2 separate regions of the Homo sapiens genome follow, and region 1 is linked to region 2. Evidence: read pairs that join two places in POLR2A ChIA-PET (ENCODE). Cell type or tissue: PC-9. All regions are shown on one strand. Each heading gives the region's core, and the rest is flanking DNA. Links, peaks and the distances in the headings are about the cores only. Region 1 overlaps PPP1R14C (protein phosphatase 1 regulatory inhibitor subunit 14C). Region 2 has its middle 19 kb from the start of PPP1R14C.

Region 1 (8,462 bases), core at 2,776-6,775, 53 kb after region 2:
TATTTAAGTAGGGATGAATTTAAAGATCACAGAACCATGTCATTAAGTGAAATCAACAAATGTTTATCAGCATTCAGAATTTCTCCATTTCTTTTTTTCTTTTTTCTTTTTTTTGAGACGGAGTCTTGCTCTCACCCAGGCTGGAGTGCAGTGGTGCGGTCTTGGCTCACCGCAACCTCTGCCTCCCGGGTTCAAATGGTTCTCCTGCCTCAGCCTCCTGAGTAGCTGGGATTACAGGTTCCCGCCACCATGCCCTGCTCTTTTTTTTTGTATTTTTAGTAGAGACGGGGTTTGCCACATTGGCCAGGCTGTTCTCAAACTCCTGACCTCAAGTGATCCGCCCGCCTTGGCCTCCCAAAGTGCTGGGATTACAGGTGTGAGCCACTGCACCCGGCCCAGAGTCTCTCCCTTTCTTTGCTGAAGAATTTATGTTATGTATTCATCACCTATCTATAAAGTGGTTATAGCTGGGAACCCTTTGCAGATGGGTAATTCATCATTAGACGGGTTATAGATAATCTCTCTATTCATTATATGGCATTGACATTCAGAACTAATGGTTAAAGTCACTCTAGATGGGAAATATTAGATTCCTTCCCTAGGCCAGGGAGACTAGACAGCTTTTTAGAAGATCTCTGTAACCCCCAGCATTGGTGCTTTTATGACAAGGTGAAGCTCTTTTGTAAAGCTGTGTTTTTGTGTGTGTGTGTTAATGCACCAGACCATTCCTGGCCTACTGTGCAAGGCCCTGTGGTGCAGGTGGGGAGGCGGGTAGAGATAGAGAGCGAGGTACAGCTGAGTGCAGATCCCCAGCTCTGAGCATCACTGGGTGTGTGACTTACTCAATTCATCATTTAGCTATTGAGAGCTGATGTTAGGCATATTCTTTCTTTTCTTATGAAGCCTTGGTTTATTGTGGGCCTCAGAATAGAAGCTTCTTGGCCTGAAAATGAAGTTCTTTGGAAGTGCCATCTGACACTTCTCCTGGTGGGCAGAGTTGCTGAAACTGGAAGCAGGGGGTTTGAGGGGTGCTGTAACTGATGTGGGGAGACCGACTGGGGACAAAGAATGAGGATAGTAACAGGAGATGACTCCTCCTCCCCAGGAGGCCAGATGCATCCAGAGGCCTCACATGGCTGGATGTAGGTTACAAGGTCGCTCTCACAGTCAAGGTGTGAGCAAGGCCTTGGTCTTCCCATCAGCCATGCTGCCTTATAAGCCACTCAGTCAACTCCCCATCCACCTCCAAACTGCTGCTTGCCTGGCCTCCCTCTTCATTGATGATGTGATGAGCCACCCAAATAGACCTGGAGTTTTTTTTGTGTTTTGAAATAATTTTAATTTACAGATTTGCAAAGAAAGCACAGAGTTTTCCCCATGTACCCTTCACCCAGCTTCCTCCAATGTTGACATTTTCCTGTGCATTTCTCGACACTAAGAAATCAGCAATGGTACAAGGTAGCTAATGACAATCTTTATTGAGATCTCCCCATTTTTTCCACGAATGCCCTGTCTCTTCTAGCATGTCTTCTAGGAAACCACATTGCATGAGTGGAGTTGGTTTTCAGCTCCTCTCATTTTCTCCCACACTTGGCACCACCTAATCTGGTCTCTTATCCTTACCCTTTTTTTTTTCCATCCCTATGGTGAGTGCCCGGGCCCAGCCTTTTCCACTCATGTGGAGCCTTTGGCACCCTCTCCTGGACTCCCTTCCCCAGATTCTCCCACCTTGCTGTATACATGCTGCTCGGAGAGGCCACTGTAAAAATGACTCTTCTCAGGGGGCTCAGATCTCTCCCTGAATGAAGTCTGAGCTCACTACAGCCCTCCTTTGTAACTTTCCAACTTGGTCTTGCACTACTTTCCAATTTCAGCCTTCTTCTGCAGACAGGTGGGTCTCTTGGCAGACAGATGAGTCTCTTTAACTCTGTTTAATACCTGAGGATGCCTGGTTCTCACTGTGTTTTCCTAACGTGCTTTATCTTGTTCAGTCTTCAGAATAATGCCGATGCCAGCCAGCGCTAGGAATGGAGGCCCGCAGAGGCTTATGGAACTGGCCCATGGTCACTCAGCCAGGACATGGGAGCCCAAGACTGCAGACCTGAGGCTCCTAAGCACCCCAATCTCTCATCTCAACTTCAGGATAGCCTCGTGAGTTCTGCTCACGCCATTCCCAGGATCCCCCATCCTCAAAGCTTCCTCTGTCTTAGTCCTGCCCATCCTTCAAAGCCCAACTTGAACCCCGTCTCCATGAGGTCTTTTGTTTTAGGCTGAAATCAATTTGCTTATTTGGCACCTCTCCCTCCCCCCCACCCCCGAGATTTGTTAAGGTATTATTGAAAAATAATAATTATATATACTTGCAGTGTACAGACATGATGCTTTGATAGGTGCATACGTTGTGAAATGATTAAATCAAGCTAATTAGCATATTCATCACCTCACATACTTACCATTTTCTAAATTGTGAGAACACTTACTAACTTACCCATACTTCTTGGTATTTATAAATCAATTACAAAGAAATGCTATGAGTCTCCCTCTGTCGCCCAGGCTGGAGTGCAGTGGTGCGATCTCGGCTCACTGCAAGCTCTGCCTCCTGGGTTCACACCATTCTCCTGCCTCAGCCTCCTGAGTAGCTGGGACTACCGGTGCCCCCCACCACTCCCAGGTAATCTGTATTTTTAGTAGAGATGGGGTTTCACCGTGTTAGCCAGGATGGTCTCGATCTCCTGACCTTGTGATCCGCCCACCTTGGCCTCCCAAAGTGCTGGGATTACAGGCGTGAGCCACCACGCCTGGCCGTGTGTGCATTTTTATCTTCTCAATTCGACTGTAAGCTCCTAGAGGGTAGGAACATTGGCTTATAATATATTCTGTCCTCTGGAAGGCCTGGCAGATATTCAGTGTTCAACGGTGTGTTTTAAATAAATATAATTTCCTGGAATATCATTTAATAATAAGTAGTGAAAGCTGGGCGCAGTGGCTCACGCCTGTAATCCCAGCACTTTGGGAGGTGGAGGTGGACGGATCACAAGGTCAGGAGTTCGAGACCAGCCTGGCCAATACGGTGAAACGCCATCTCTACTGAAAATACACAAAAAATTAGCTGGTCATGGTGTCGCACGCCTGTAATCCCAGCTACTCAGGAAGCTGAGACAGGAGAATTGCTTGAACCCGGGAGGCGGAGGTTGCGGTGAGCTGAGATCATGCCACTGCACTGCAGCCTGGGCGACCGAGGGAGATTCTGTCTCAAAAAAAAAAAAAAAAGTAGTGAAGAGGATGTTTCTTTTTTGCTCTCATATTTGAAACATATGATCAATTGGCTTGAACATTGTTTATGATACCACTATGACATTTAATCCGTGTTGACCAAATAATAAAACCAGAAACAACAATAACAGTAGTAGCTCACATAGTGCTTATTATGTGCTGGGCTGTTCTAAGGCTTGCCCATGTTAACTCCTTTCATCCTCTTAATAAACCTGTGAGGTGGATGCTATTTCTGGTCCCATTGTAGCGATGGAACCAGGCAGGAAGAAGTCCAGTAACTTGCTGAGAGCCGTGGAGAAGGTGGTGGAGTTGGAAGGGGCCCCCACTCTGAGCTGGGTCTCTTGGATCTGCTTCAGTGGGATCTCTTAGCAGAGGTCACACATGGACCCAGTGCTTCCCTCTTTTTCTGTGTAAAATCACAGTGGTCATTTACTAAGGATGCAGAGCTCTGATATGTTGAATATGTTTTTGGGAAAGTGAATCTGTTAATATTGTGAGTCCTTATAAATATTTAACTCTCTGCTCTTTATGACTAGTTAGTAATTTCCTTTGTAAAATATTACTTCAACAATAAAAGTGAACTCTTGAGCATGGGGCTGGTGAGGGCATTTCCAAATGCAAGGAAGTTACTTTGACATCTCCCTGGTGGTGCCCAGGTACAGACGGTGGGTAATTACCAGAACTGTTGCTTTGTATGATTTCCCTAGTCAAAGGCTTAATCATTTGACAGTATCTAACCCAGTGTTATTGGATAACATAACCCATGGCTCTTGACTGTGCTAGGTATGAGGCTGGTGTTTTCTCAGCAGAACCAGTTAAAATAAAACCTAGATGTCATATCCCAATCTGGCCTGTTTGGGAAAATGCAGTTTGAACCACAAGCGCAATCTACCCGTGGTGTTTTATAACACTGTTTGCTTGGCCAGTCTTCTTCAGCAGGCCCTGAATATCTTGTACTTCTCTCCCTGGTAACAGGATCTCTAAACCGGCCACACCTGTCATAAGTGACTCTACTAAAGGGGAATTCAGAATTCCACTGGGGATACTTAGAACAGTGAGCTGATGTGATCTTGTGTTATTTTCCCTTTCTTGGGGGTTATCCCTTGATTAATTACCTGTCTGTTGGAGAGAGAGTGTTCTTATAATTGGGGTGAACAGGAGGGCTCTAGTGGGCACCCCGGGGTGAGGGAGTGTGGGGCATTGCAGTAGAACCTAGGCAGCGCTTGGAGCCAGCCCTACTGGCTATCTGGGCAGGCCAGCCCTGGAAGGATTCCCATCTTCTCAACGGGAGTGCCCGTGGCTTCCATGAGTTACCAAGCTGGGAATTGCTTCTAACAATCGAGTTGGAGGCGGGGTGCCCGTGGTACAATCTGTGTCTGGCTTCCTTGGCAACTACCTCTTGTCTTGTTTCCTGCTTCCAGTCAATGCCTTTAGGATTAGGCTGAACTTTCCCCTTCATTGTATGTCTCAGCGTCAAAGAGAGGACAGAGAAGGAACATCTTGTTGCTGTCTTACTTGAAATACCAGATAAGTTCAGGGTTCAATAAAGGTGAGACCTTCCTTAGCTTATTTGAAGGAACTGCTGTTAGTCTAATTCATGATCTGTGTCTTTCTACTGCTATTTTGGTGGATTTGTGGATTGGCGTCCCTGGTCCAGAAGAGTTTTATTATCATCCTCAAATAGTCCACATTCAAACAAATCCCTTTTGGATCACAGAAGTGAGATTTTTTTCCTTTAAGCTGTTATAATGAGTGAGGCCCAGGTAAGGGCAGTGTCCTGCCGTGGCTGCAGGTGTCTGGGTTTGCAGAGGGCCTGAAGGAGTGGCTTCAAACAGGACAATCCTGTTCATCGTGTGGGAGACCCTGTGGGCAAGGAGATGGGTTTTATACGGATGAGGCCACTCAAGGAAGAGGGAGGAGAGATCACGAGGAAGGGCTAGTTATTTAGGGCCGGTCCCACCCTCCAGTGATCCGGCCTCCCCCTGTGTGTCTCTCCCTACCTTCTGGCTGCCTGTGTCCTAACTCCACGTCCTGTTTGCTGCCTTCCCCATACCAGAAATCCTAATATCCACGGCTCAGCCTGGCCCTGGTTCCTGAGAGATGTCTTGCTGTGTAGCTCTGTGGTGGATGTTGTAGACAGTGAACGGCTCTCTGGGCACAATTCAGCCAGTCTCTGTTGTCAGTGGAAGCAGCACAGATCTTCCCTGCACCGTGTGGCCATTTGAAAACAGGGGTGCACTTGACAACTCCAAAAAAACTAAGGTAGACTGTCTTTACCTGTTGTTTCTGTGAAAGGATCTGGGGAGAAGAGAGGGAAAAAATGAAGTCATAGTTTCAGAGCCATATATGGGCCTCACTTAATGGAGTGAGTGTTGGGGCCAGATTTATATTGGGAAGGAAACTATCTTGGTAGATAAGAAGTGAAAATTCTTGCTGGTGTGACCAAAAGGCTGGGACCTGTCTGTTGACAGCAGAGAAGGCAAGCGAAGGGTCATGTGTAGCACGTTCTCAGGCCTGGCCTTGGGGCCTGTGGAGCTTCCATGCAGATCCGGTGGTCACAGATAGCCTTACTGTTCCTTTCCCCCCTCAGTCCCTCTCTGTCTCTCTCTCCCCGGTAGGGTTCAACATACACATATCTGTGGGTGCAAATACATGAGCAGCTCTGAGTCAGTCTTCTTTCCCTCATTGTTGTCCCCAAAGTCCCACAGTCTTTTGTCCTTCTCGGAGACCAGTTGGATTCAGCACCCTGTGAGGCCTGGGGTTCAACTCAGGACAGCTGTCGGGGAGGCAGGGAGTGGGACCTGGGCCGCTTTCTCTGAGCCAGTCCGGACTGCAGCAGAACCCCAGTGACTGTCCCAACAAGAGGCCGGGACAGACTCATCTCCTGAGGCCCCGTCGTCAGGCAAGAAAGATGGGCTTCCCTGTGGCATGTGTGTTTTCCCTCATCACTGTGTGGTTAGCCCCAGCGGGGATATAAATATTGTCCAGATGCTCACTGGTTAATGTTTTACCTCGCACAAGAATGTGCTGTTCCCAGGCAGCTGTGTGTCATAGTTACAGTCTCCTAGAGGGCTTGTGCGTGTGTCTCCTGGAGCCGCGGCTGGCCCTCACCCCCCATGCAGCCTCCGCGAGGCCTTTTGTGCAGAGCCTTGCCCTTGTGTGTGCCCTCCTACTCCATCTGTATCTTGTCGTCAGTTGCTGGCGCCACCTCAGCAGGGTTTACTGTGACCTTTCTTGGGCCCATCTGGGAACAGTGGTAGTAGGTCTGGACCTAGGGGTCCAGTGGGTCTTTCCCACAACCTAGCCTGTGTAAGAGGCTGGAGGAAACCCTGAATGCAGGCAGAGAAGTCTGTCACAGAGGCCCCTGGGGACAGTGGACGCTGGCTCTGTGGGCCGACCAAGGAGCGAGACCAGCTGGAGCATGTCAGGGGATGGTGGGTGTGATTGGAGAGGAGGGCGGTCACAGCAGGTGAGGTTGTGTCCCTCTCCTAATATGCAGGGCCAGCCTTTGAAGTTCATTTCTTCAGTTCAGGTAAAGTCAATACGATTGATTTCTAGACCTATAGACCTATGTGAAGTATCTCAACCAAAGAGATGTTTATCTCCAACCTAAGCATAGCTCTATTTTATTTCTCCTTTTGTTTTTTGGAATCATTAAAGATAAAACTACTCCCAGCCATTACAACTGTCATGATGACATAAAATACTGCATCAGAAATAGTAACCAGGGTCTTTATACTGTTGTTTATTTCATTACTTGGAATGAAAATGACAATCTAAGGTGAAGAGATGGACTTGGTTTGTCTGAAATAGGGAAACATCTAGGTGTAGATTTTCAGATCTCACAGGGGACAAATTTCTTCATCTGCAGAGGAGGAAATAAACAGGATCTGTGTAGCTCTTGGATGACCAGCTCAATACATGGATGCTGGAGGTGAAGGGAGCTCTCTAGGGAAAGTTTGATGGCTGCATTTTTTTGCTTTCTATACTCTCCCTGTCACTACGAATATGGAAGTGTTTTTCGAAGCCTGTTCTACTTCCTAAAACACCTTATAATGCTTTTCCTTTTAGGAGGAAGGGAGGCCTGGAACCAACCTGGGAAGGCACTGGGGAGACCCAGGGAGGAAGGAGACTGTGGTCGCCAAGCATGGTGGCTCATACCTGTAGTCCCAGCACTTTGGGAGGCCAAGCTAGGGGCGCTGCTTGAGCCCAGGAGTTCAGTACCAGCTGGGACAACATAGCAAGACCCTATCTCTATACAAAATAAAAATTTGCCAGGTGTGGTGGTGCTAGCTACTCAGGAGGCTGAGGCAGGAGGTTTGCTGGAATACAAGGGTTCAAGGCTGCGATGAGCTATAATTGCACCACTGCACTCCAGCCTGGGCAGCAGAGTGAGACACCAACAGAAAGAAAGAGAGAAAGAGAGAGAGAGAGAAAGAAAGGAGGGAGGGAGGGAGGGAGGGTCGGCCATGAAGACTTTATCTATATAGCGAGGGTAACAGACAGCCCAGGTGTAGAGAGTCCAGATAAGTGTCTCGATTTTTCCACGTTGGCCTATGTTTTTAAATGGAAACGAACTCTGCAGACCTGCCCTTCATTAGAATCTGAATCCCCAAACATCTTTCTCATGTTTAATCTCTGCCATTGGTTCATGGGCTGTTAAAAAAAAAAAGGGGATAATATCCATGAAGGCTCTCTTACACAGGTGACATAAATAACTTTTTTTTCCAAATACAGCTGTGACAAAACTGAGCAATTATATCCATGCATAGAATGAGTGAGAAAGACAGGAGTTTGAGTCCCAACTCTGCCACATTACTGACTGTGTGATCTTAGGCAAGTTACTTAGACTCTGTTTTTTGGTTTTTCTCATTTGTAAGGTGTGTTTTGGGGAAACAGATAACAAAAGGGATGTTGTAAGAATTAACTGAGATGGGCCAGGCACGGTGGCTCCGGCCTATAATTCCAGCTGTTTGGGAGGCCGAGGGGGATAGATCACCTGAGGTCAGGAGTTTGAGACCAGCCTGGCCAACATGACAAGACCCTGTCTCTACCAAAACCACAAAAATTAGCCGGGAGTGGTGGCATGTGCCTGTAATCCCAGCTACTCAGGAAGCTGAGGCGTGAGAATCACTTGAACCTGGGATCTGAAGGTTGCAGTGAGCCGAGATTGTGCCACTGCACCCCAG
Region 2 (8,462 bases), core at 1,574-5,573:
TCTACAACATGATGTTTTGAAATTTGTATACACTGTGAAGGGCTACATCAAGCTAATTAACATATCCATTACCTCACATACTGTTTTTTTTGGATTTTTTTGTTGGTTTTTTTTGGTGGTTTAGACACTCTCAGCAATTTTCAAGAATACATTACATCGTTACTGTTACTAACTATAGTCATGGTGATTGTACAAAAGGTCTTTTGAACTGACTCTTCCTGTCTAATTGAAATTTTGTATCCTTTGACCAACATCTCCCCAGACCTTCCCCCTGTGCAACCCTCGTAACCACCTTTCTAGTCTTCTGTTGCTCAGTCTCCCAGGCTGCAGTGCAGTGGCGTGATCTCTGCTCACTGCAACCTCCACCTCCGGGGATCAAGCAATTCTCCTGCCTCAGCCTCCTGAGTAGCTGGGATTACAGGCGTGTGCCACCATGCCCAGCTAACTTTTTGTATTTTCAGTAGAGACGGGGTTTCGCCATGTTGGCCAGGCTAGTCTCAAACTCCTGGCTTCAAGTGATCCACCTGCCTCGCCTCCCAAAGTGCTGGGATTACAGATGTGAGCCACCACGCCTGGCCTGAGTTTGACTTTTTTAGATTCCACATATAAGTGAGATCATGAACTAGTTTTCTTTCTGTGCCTGGCTTATTCCACTTAGCATAATGTCCTCCAGGTTCATCCATGTTGACACAAATGACAGGATTTGCTTCCTTTCTAAGGCTAGATAGTGTTCCATTATGTATAAGTCACATTTCTTTATCCATTCATCTGTTGATGTACAGTTAGGTGTGGGAGTGTAGATATTTCTTCAATATACTGATTTCATTTCCTTGGATGTATACCTAGAAGAGGGACGGCTGGATCATATGGTAGTTCTGTTTATAGTTTTTTGAAGAACCTCCATACTGCTTTCCATCATGGCTATATTAATTAACATTCCCTTTCCTCCACATCCTTGCCAACTCTTGTTACCTTTTGTCTTTTCAGTGACAGCCATGCTAGCAGGTGTGGGGTGGCATCTCATGTGGTTTTGCTTTGCATTGCCCAGATGAGTAGTGATGTTGAACATCTTTTCATATACCTATTGGTTCTTCATATGTCTTCTTTTGAGAAAAGTCTATTTAAGTCCTTTGCTAATTTTTAAAATTTTAACTATTTATTTTTATGGGTACATAGTAGGTATATATATTTATGGAGTACATGAGATACTTTGATATGGGTATACAATGCATAATAATGACATTAGCAAAAGTGGGATATCTATCTCCTCAAGCACTGATCATTTCTTTGTGTTATAAACCTTCCAATTATACTCTTTCTGTTTTATTTATTTATTTTTTGAGACAGAGGCTCACTCTGTCACCCAGGCTGGAGTGTAGTGATGCGATCTCGGCTCACCGCAACCTCCGCCTGTTGAATGTTGTCAAATGCATGGGTTCAAGCGATTCTCCTGCTGCCTCAGCCTCCCGAATAGTTGGGATTACAGGTCCATGCCACTGCGCCTGGCTAATTTTTGTATTTTTAGTAGAGATGGGGTTTCACCATGTTGGCTAGGGCGCTCTTGAACTCCTGACTTCAAGTGATCCACCCGCCTCGGTCTCCCAAAATGCTGAGATTACAGGCATGAGCCACCATGCCTGGCCTTCTTTCTGTTATTATTACTTTTTTTAATTATTATTTTTTTTGAGATGGAATCTCACTCTGTTGCCCAGGCTGGAGTGCAGTGGCAGGCTCACTGCAAGCCCTGCCTCCCGGGTTCACGCCATTCTCCTGCCTCAGCCTCCTGAGCAGCTGGGACTACAGGTGCCTGCCAGCATGCCAGGCTAATTTTTGTATTTTTAGTAGAGACGGGGTTACACTGTATTAGCCAGGATGGTCTTGATCTCCTGACCTCATGATCCACCCACCTCAGCCTCCCAAAGTGCTGGGATTACAGGCGTGAGCCACTACGCCCAGCCTCTTTCTGTTATTTTTAAATGTACAGTAAATTATTGTTGACTGTGGTCACCCTGTTGTGCTATCAAATACTAGATCTTATTCATTGTACCTAACTATAGTGTTTGTATCCAGTAACTACCTCTGAGTGCTCCCACCTCCATCACCCTCACTACACTTCCTAGCCTCTGGGAACTACTTTTCCTCATTTTAAAAATCAGGTTGCCTTCTTGCTACTGAGTTGTTTGAGTCCCTTATATATTTTGGATATTAAATGTATGACTTGCAAATATTTTCTCCCTTCCTGTAGATTTTCTTTTCACTCTGTTGGTTGTTTCCTTTGCTGTCAGAAGCTTTTTAGCTTGATGCAGTCTGATTTGTCTATTGTCGCTTTTGTTGCCTGTGCTTTTGAGCTCATAGCCAAAATATTATTACTCAAACCAATGTCATGGAGCTTTCTCCCTATGTTTTCTTCTAGTAGTTTTGGAGTTTCAAGTCTTATATTTAAGTCTTTAATTCATTTGGAGTTGGTTTTTGTATATGGTGTGAAATAAGGGTTTAATTACATTCTTCTGCATGTGGACATCTAGTTTTCCCAACACCATTTATTGAAGAAACTGTCCTTTCACTATTGTGTATTCTTGGGACCCTTGTTGAAGATCAACTGACCATAAATGCATGGATTTATTTCTGAGCTTCCTGTTCCACTGGTCTGTATATCTTTTTTATGCCAGTACTGTGCTGTTTTGATTACTATAGCTGTGTAGTAGATTTTGAGATCAGGTAATGTGATACCTTCATCATGGTTCTTTCTGATAAAGATATTTCTGGCTTTTCAGGGTCTTTTGTGGTTCCATATAAATTTTAGGATTTTTTTTCTATTTCTGTGAAAAATGTCATTGGGATTTTCATGGGGATTGCACTGAATCTGCAGATTGCTTTGTGGATATGGACATTTTAACAATATAAATTATTCTAATCCATTAGCACAGAATATCTTCCCATTTATTTGTATCTTCTTCAATTTTCCCCCTCCCTCCCTCCCTCCCTTTCTTCCTTCCTTCCTGCCTTCCTGCCTTCCTTCTCTCCTTACTTCCTTTTGAGATAAGGTCTCACCATGTTGCCTAGGCTGGAGTGCAGTGACATGATCATAGCTCATTGTAACTCTGAACTCCTGGGCTCAAGCAATCCTCCTGCCTCAGCCTCCTGAGTAGCTTAAACCTCAGGTGCACACCACCACACCTGGCTAATTTGTTATCTTTATTTTTTTTTGTAAAGACAGGATTTCACTATGTTTCTTGGGCTGGTCTTGAACTCTTAGGCTCAAGCAATCCTCCTGCATTGTCCTTCCAAAGTGCTAGAATTACAGACATGAGCCACCATGCTGGTCTTCACTTTCTTTCATCAACATTTTATAGTATTTAGTGAAGAGATCTTTCACCTCCTTGGGTAAATTTATTTCTAAATAATTTCTTTCTTTCTTTCTTTCTTTTTTTTTTTTGAGACAGAGTCTCGCTGTGTCACCCAGGCTGGAGTGCAGTGGTGCAATCTCGACTCACTGCAAGCTCCGCCTCCCGGGTTCACGCCATTCTCCTGCCTCAGCCTCCTGAGTAGATGGGACTACAGGCACCTGCCACCACGCCTGGCTAATTTTTGTATTTTTAGTAGAGATGGGGTTTCACTGTGTTACCTAGGATGGTCTCGATCTCCTGACCTCGTGATCTGTCTGCCTCAGCCTCCCAAAGTGCTGGGATTACAGGCGTGAGCCACCATGCCTGGCCATTTTTTTGTATTTTTTTAGTAGAGACGGGGCTTCACCATGTTAACCAGGATGGTCCCGATCTCCTGACTTCGTGATGCACCCGCCTCGGCTTCCCAAAGTGCTGGGATTACAGGAGTGAGCCATCGCGCCCGACCCTATTTCTAAATAATTTCTGATGCTATTGTAAATGGAATTGTTCTTTTGATTTCTTTTTGGAATACTTCATAGTGTATAGAAATGTCACTGATTTTCATACGTTGATTCTGCATCGTGTGTTGATTTTTGCAACTTCATTGACTTGTTTATTACCTCCCTCTCCCTCTCCCTGCCCTGCCCCTCCCCTCCCCTCCCCTTCCCTTCCTGTCCCTTCCCTTTCTTGTCTCACTCTATCACACAGGCTGGACTGCAGTGGCACGAACTCGACTCACTGCAACCTCTTCCTGTCAGGCTCAAGCGATCCTCCCACCTCAGTTTCCTGAGTAGCTGGGACCACAGGCGCATGCCACCATGCCCAGCTAATTTTTTAAATTTTTGGTAGACATGCGGTTTCTCCATGTTGCCCAGGCTAGTCTCAAACTCCTGACCTCAAGTGGTCTGCCCACCTTCACCTCCCAAAGTGCTGGGATTACAGGCGTGAGCCACTGCGTCTGGCCTTGTTTATTATTTCTAACAGTTTTTTGATGGTGCCTTTAGAGTTTTCTATATGTATGATTATGTCATCTATAGACAGAGACAATTTAACTTCTCCCTTTCCAATTTTAATGCCTTTTGTTACTTTCTCTTGCCTAAATGCTCTGGCTCAGACTTCCAGGACTGTGTTGAATAGAGGTGGCAAGAGTGGGCATCTGTATCAGTCTGTTTTCACACTGCTATAAAGAACTACCTGGGACTGGGTAATTTATGAAGAAAAGAGGTTTAATTAACTGACAGTTCCACATGACTGGAGAGGCCTCTGGAAACTTACAATCATGCTGGAAGGCAAAGGGGAAGCAAGGCACGCCTTACATGGCAGCAGGAGAGAGAGAGAGAGAGAAGGGAGAAGTGCCCATCTTAAACCATCAGATCTTGTGAGAACCCATTCACTATATTGAGAACAGCAAGGGGAAAATCTGCCCCCATGATCCAATCACCTCCTACCAGGTTCCTCCGCTGTATATGGGGATTGCAATTCGAGGTGAGATTTGGGTGGGGACACAGAGCCAAATCATATCAGCATTCTTGTCTTGTTCCTGATCGTAGAAGAAAAGCTTTCAACTTTTCACTGCTAGTTGTGGGCTTCTCATATATGGACTTTATTGTGTTGAGGTACATTCCTTCTATACCTAGTTTGTTGAGAGCTTTTATCAGGAAAGGATGTTGAATTTTGTCAAATGCATTTTCTACATCTATTAAGATGATCATATAGATTTTGTCCTTCATTCTGTTCATGTGGTGATCACATTTATAGACATGCATTTGTTGAAACATCCTTGCATGCCTGGGATAAATCCCACCCGATTGTGCTGTTTCATATGCTATTGAATTTGGTCTGTGATGTGGTTTGGATATGTGTCCCACCCAAATCTTATGTTGAAATGTAATCCACAGTGTTGGAGGTGGGACTCGGAAGTGATTGGATCATGGGGGTGGATTTCTCATGAATAGTTTAGCACCATCCTCTTGGTGCTGTCCTTATGACAGTGAGTGAGTTCTCATGAGATCTGATTGTTTAAAAGTGTGTGACACCTTCCTCTGCTACCCATCTCTCTCTCTCTCTCTTTTTTTTTTTTTTTGAGATGAAGTTTCTCTCTTGTCACCCAGGCTGGAGTGCAATGGCGTAATCTCAGTTCACTGCAACCTCGGCCTCCTGGGTTCAAGTGAGTCTCCTGCCTCAGCCTCCCAAGTAGCTGGGATTACAGGTGCGCACCACCACCATGCCCAGCTAATTTTTATATTTTTAGTAGAGACAGGGTTTCACCATGTTGGCCAGGCTGGTCTGGAACTCCAGACTTCAGGTGATCTGCCAGCCTTGGCCTCCCAAGTGCTGGGATTACAGGCGCGAGCCACCACACCCAGCCTCATTTCTCTCTTGCTCCTGTGCCTGCCATGTGATGTGCCGGCTCCTGCTTCTCCTTCTGCCTTGACTAAAAGCCCCCTGAGGCTCCCCAGAACCAAGCAGATGTGCCATGCATGTACAGCCTGCAGGACTGTGAGTCAATTAAACCTCTTTTCATTATAAATTCCCCAGTCTCAGGTATTTCTTTACAGCAATGCAAGAACAGCCCACCACACTTTGATGATATATATATTTTTTGAGAATTTAAGCATCTATGTTCATCAGTGACATGGGCCTAGAACTTTCTTTTCTTACAGTGTCCTAAAAAGAAGTATATTTTCTTTAAAAAGTGACTTAGTAGGTTTTTATGGGTTGAATTAAGTCCCACCAAAAAATATGTTGAAGTCCTAGTCCCCAGTACCTCAGAATGAGGCCTTATTAAGACAGCATCATTGAAGAGGTAATGAGTGAAGATGAGGTTGCACTAGACTTAGGTGGGGCCTTCATCCAATATGACAGGCATCCTCATAGGAAGAAGAGAGAACACACAGACACACATGGGGAGACAGCCATGGGAAACACAGGCCGAGATGGAAGTGCTGCAGCCACAAGCCAAGGGAATGTCCAGGATGGACGCATACCACCAGACGCCAGGCAGAGGCAGAGATTCTGCCCTGCAGGTGTCAGAGGGAGTGTGGCTCTGTGGGCGCCTTGATTTTGGACTTTTGGCTTCCAGAACTGAGCAAGAATCAACTGCTGTTGTGTAAGCCACCCAGTTAGTGGTGCTTTGCTATAGAGCCCTAGGAAATTAATATGCAGGTATTTCTCTTTTTTTTCCTTCTTGAGTAAATATAATTCTTTCTGAATGTCAACATTTCAATTTTTTAAAACAAGGCACTCCATATTTTTAGATATCTGCACTTCATTTTAAGCTCCTGAAGTTTTTGCCTCACATGTAAACTTCAGTATTTTTAACACACACTGTGGTATACAGTACTAAGAAGGGATTCCATAGTGTTCTAGGATCATTCTGTTAAAAATCAGCTGTCATTAATGAGTGTGTGGCCATTTCAACATTTGGGAATCCTGGCCTGATATATAAACAGCAGCATCATTTTTGTCTCTTGTGTCCCTTAAATTCCTCTGTGGCCTTTACACCTGTCTCCTGCTCAAGGAGAAAGCACTAGAAGCTTTCCTGGTCATTTTCAGAGCTTTTCTGGTTACTTTTCGTTGGCCAGGTTCAACGCAGGACTTAATACGCTCAGGTCAGTGTAACATCAAAGCTTGACTCCTCCCTAAACTTCCTCTCTTCCTGCAGCTTTGACTGCCTCGGGCTAGGAGCTGCCAGCTGTGATGGTGGTGGGAATGGCAGGGGTGTGTGGTGGGCTTCACCCTCTATCCCTATGCTTGGCTCTAGGGCTCCTCCCCAGTCAGCTACCTCTGGTGTTTGGAGTCCAGGGCAGGAAGAGCAAGGAAGAGAAACCGGAAAGTTGACTTTTCATGATTAAAATGGCAGCCCCACCTGCTCATGTTCACGGCTGCCTTTTCTCGTTAGAACATCACTTTCTAACATGCCTTACAGCTTGCTTATTTGCTATGCTCATTGTTTACTGTCTTCTCCCACAGATATAGAATCTCTGCGAGGGCGGGGCCTCTGTTTTGTTCACTGATGTGTCCCAGGTAGAGGATGCTTGGTAGTAGGAGGTGCTCAGTGAACGTTTGTTGGAAGACTCTGAATTAAACAGAAAGATCGGCAGCACCTTTCTGTGCGTGGCAGGTTGGAAAGATGAGTTTGTTCCCCTGTGCCCTTTTGTGAGTTGGCGGAAGTCCCCTTGCCCAGCCCAGTGCCAAGTTCCTGTCACTGGGATCTCTGTTGCAGCTCTCTAACATGGGTGAAGCATCTCGATCGTATCTGGTTGCCATCGGCTCCATACCTCTGTCACCAGGAAGGCCTTCTTTAGCTGCTTTGTCTGAACCCTCCCTGAGGCCCCTTCGACTGGGATCCATGACATTCTTTCGCTTTGCCCTCTTCCGGCCACATCTGGTTCTCACTGGGGCTCCACGCTTGGTTCCTGGGAAACACTGGGAGGTGGCCGTCCCCATGCAGTGCCTCTTCTGCCTCTATTGGCACAGCTGCCAGCCTGCCAGATTTGTCAAGTTTTTCGGGCCTGGGTCAGACACGAGCTCCCTGTGTCCCCAGGTGCTACTGTTGCAGCCCACCCCTCATCCCTCACCACCTTAAAATCAGGCACCTCCAACCCACCTCCTCTGGGGATGGGAGAGTGGGATGCCCAGCAGCAACCGTCTTCCCCCAACTCCTCCCAACTCATACCCTTAATGGGAAAGAGGGTTTGAGAGTTGCCTGATTCCTCCCCTCCACCTTCCTTTTTGCAAGTCCTGCATGGTGGTCTCATGCCTTACTTTGGAAAGTGGTATCTATTGTCATTTGGAATCTCAGTGAAATGTGATTTGATTCCTGTTCCCAGGGCTTACTCTGTGCCAGGTCCCATGCTCATCACTGTAATATACAGTCCATGTGCACCTTCTCACTTAACCCTCATACCATCTCTGTGAGACAGATACTATTCTTGTACCCCTTTACATATAAAGAGACTGAGGCCAAGAGAAATTAATATCTTGCCCAGATCAACCAGCTACAAAGGTGACAAGAGTCCAGATTCAAATCCAGGCTATCTGACTCCAGGGCCTTATATGGATTACTGCAATACA

Evidence for each region. Peaks named below come from ENCODE experiments on the same cell type or tissue, not always from the same donor. Only the 100,000 strongest peaks of a DNase experiment are listed, where the experiment ranks them.
Region 1: POLR2A ChIA-PET joins it to region 2 with 8 read pairs; 4 of 35 experiments call an interaction of 5 or more read pairs at or near these places.

Annotation. Positions count from the first base shown.
Region 1 is chr6:150,171,712-150,180,173 of GRCh38, forward strand. All of the region lies in intron 1 of PPP1R14C (protein phosphatase 1 regulatory inhibitor subunit 14C), which reads left to right. Among named protein-coding and RNA genes, the nearest start is that of PPP1R14C, 33 kb to the left of the region's middle. RefSeq lists an enhancer at 3,836-6,754. In PC-9, for the core only: no CTCF peak of the experiment used is centred there; DNase peaks (open chromatin) are centred at 4,260, 4,700 and 5,150; H3K27ac peaks cover 2,615 bases.
Region 2 is chr6:150,119,723-150,128,184 of GRCh38, forward strand. No RefSeq gene overlaps it. Among named protein-coding and RNA genes, the nearest start is that of PPP1R14C, 19 kb to the right of the region's middle. In PC-9, for the core only: no CTCF peak of the experiment used is centred there; no DNase peak of the experiment used is centred there.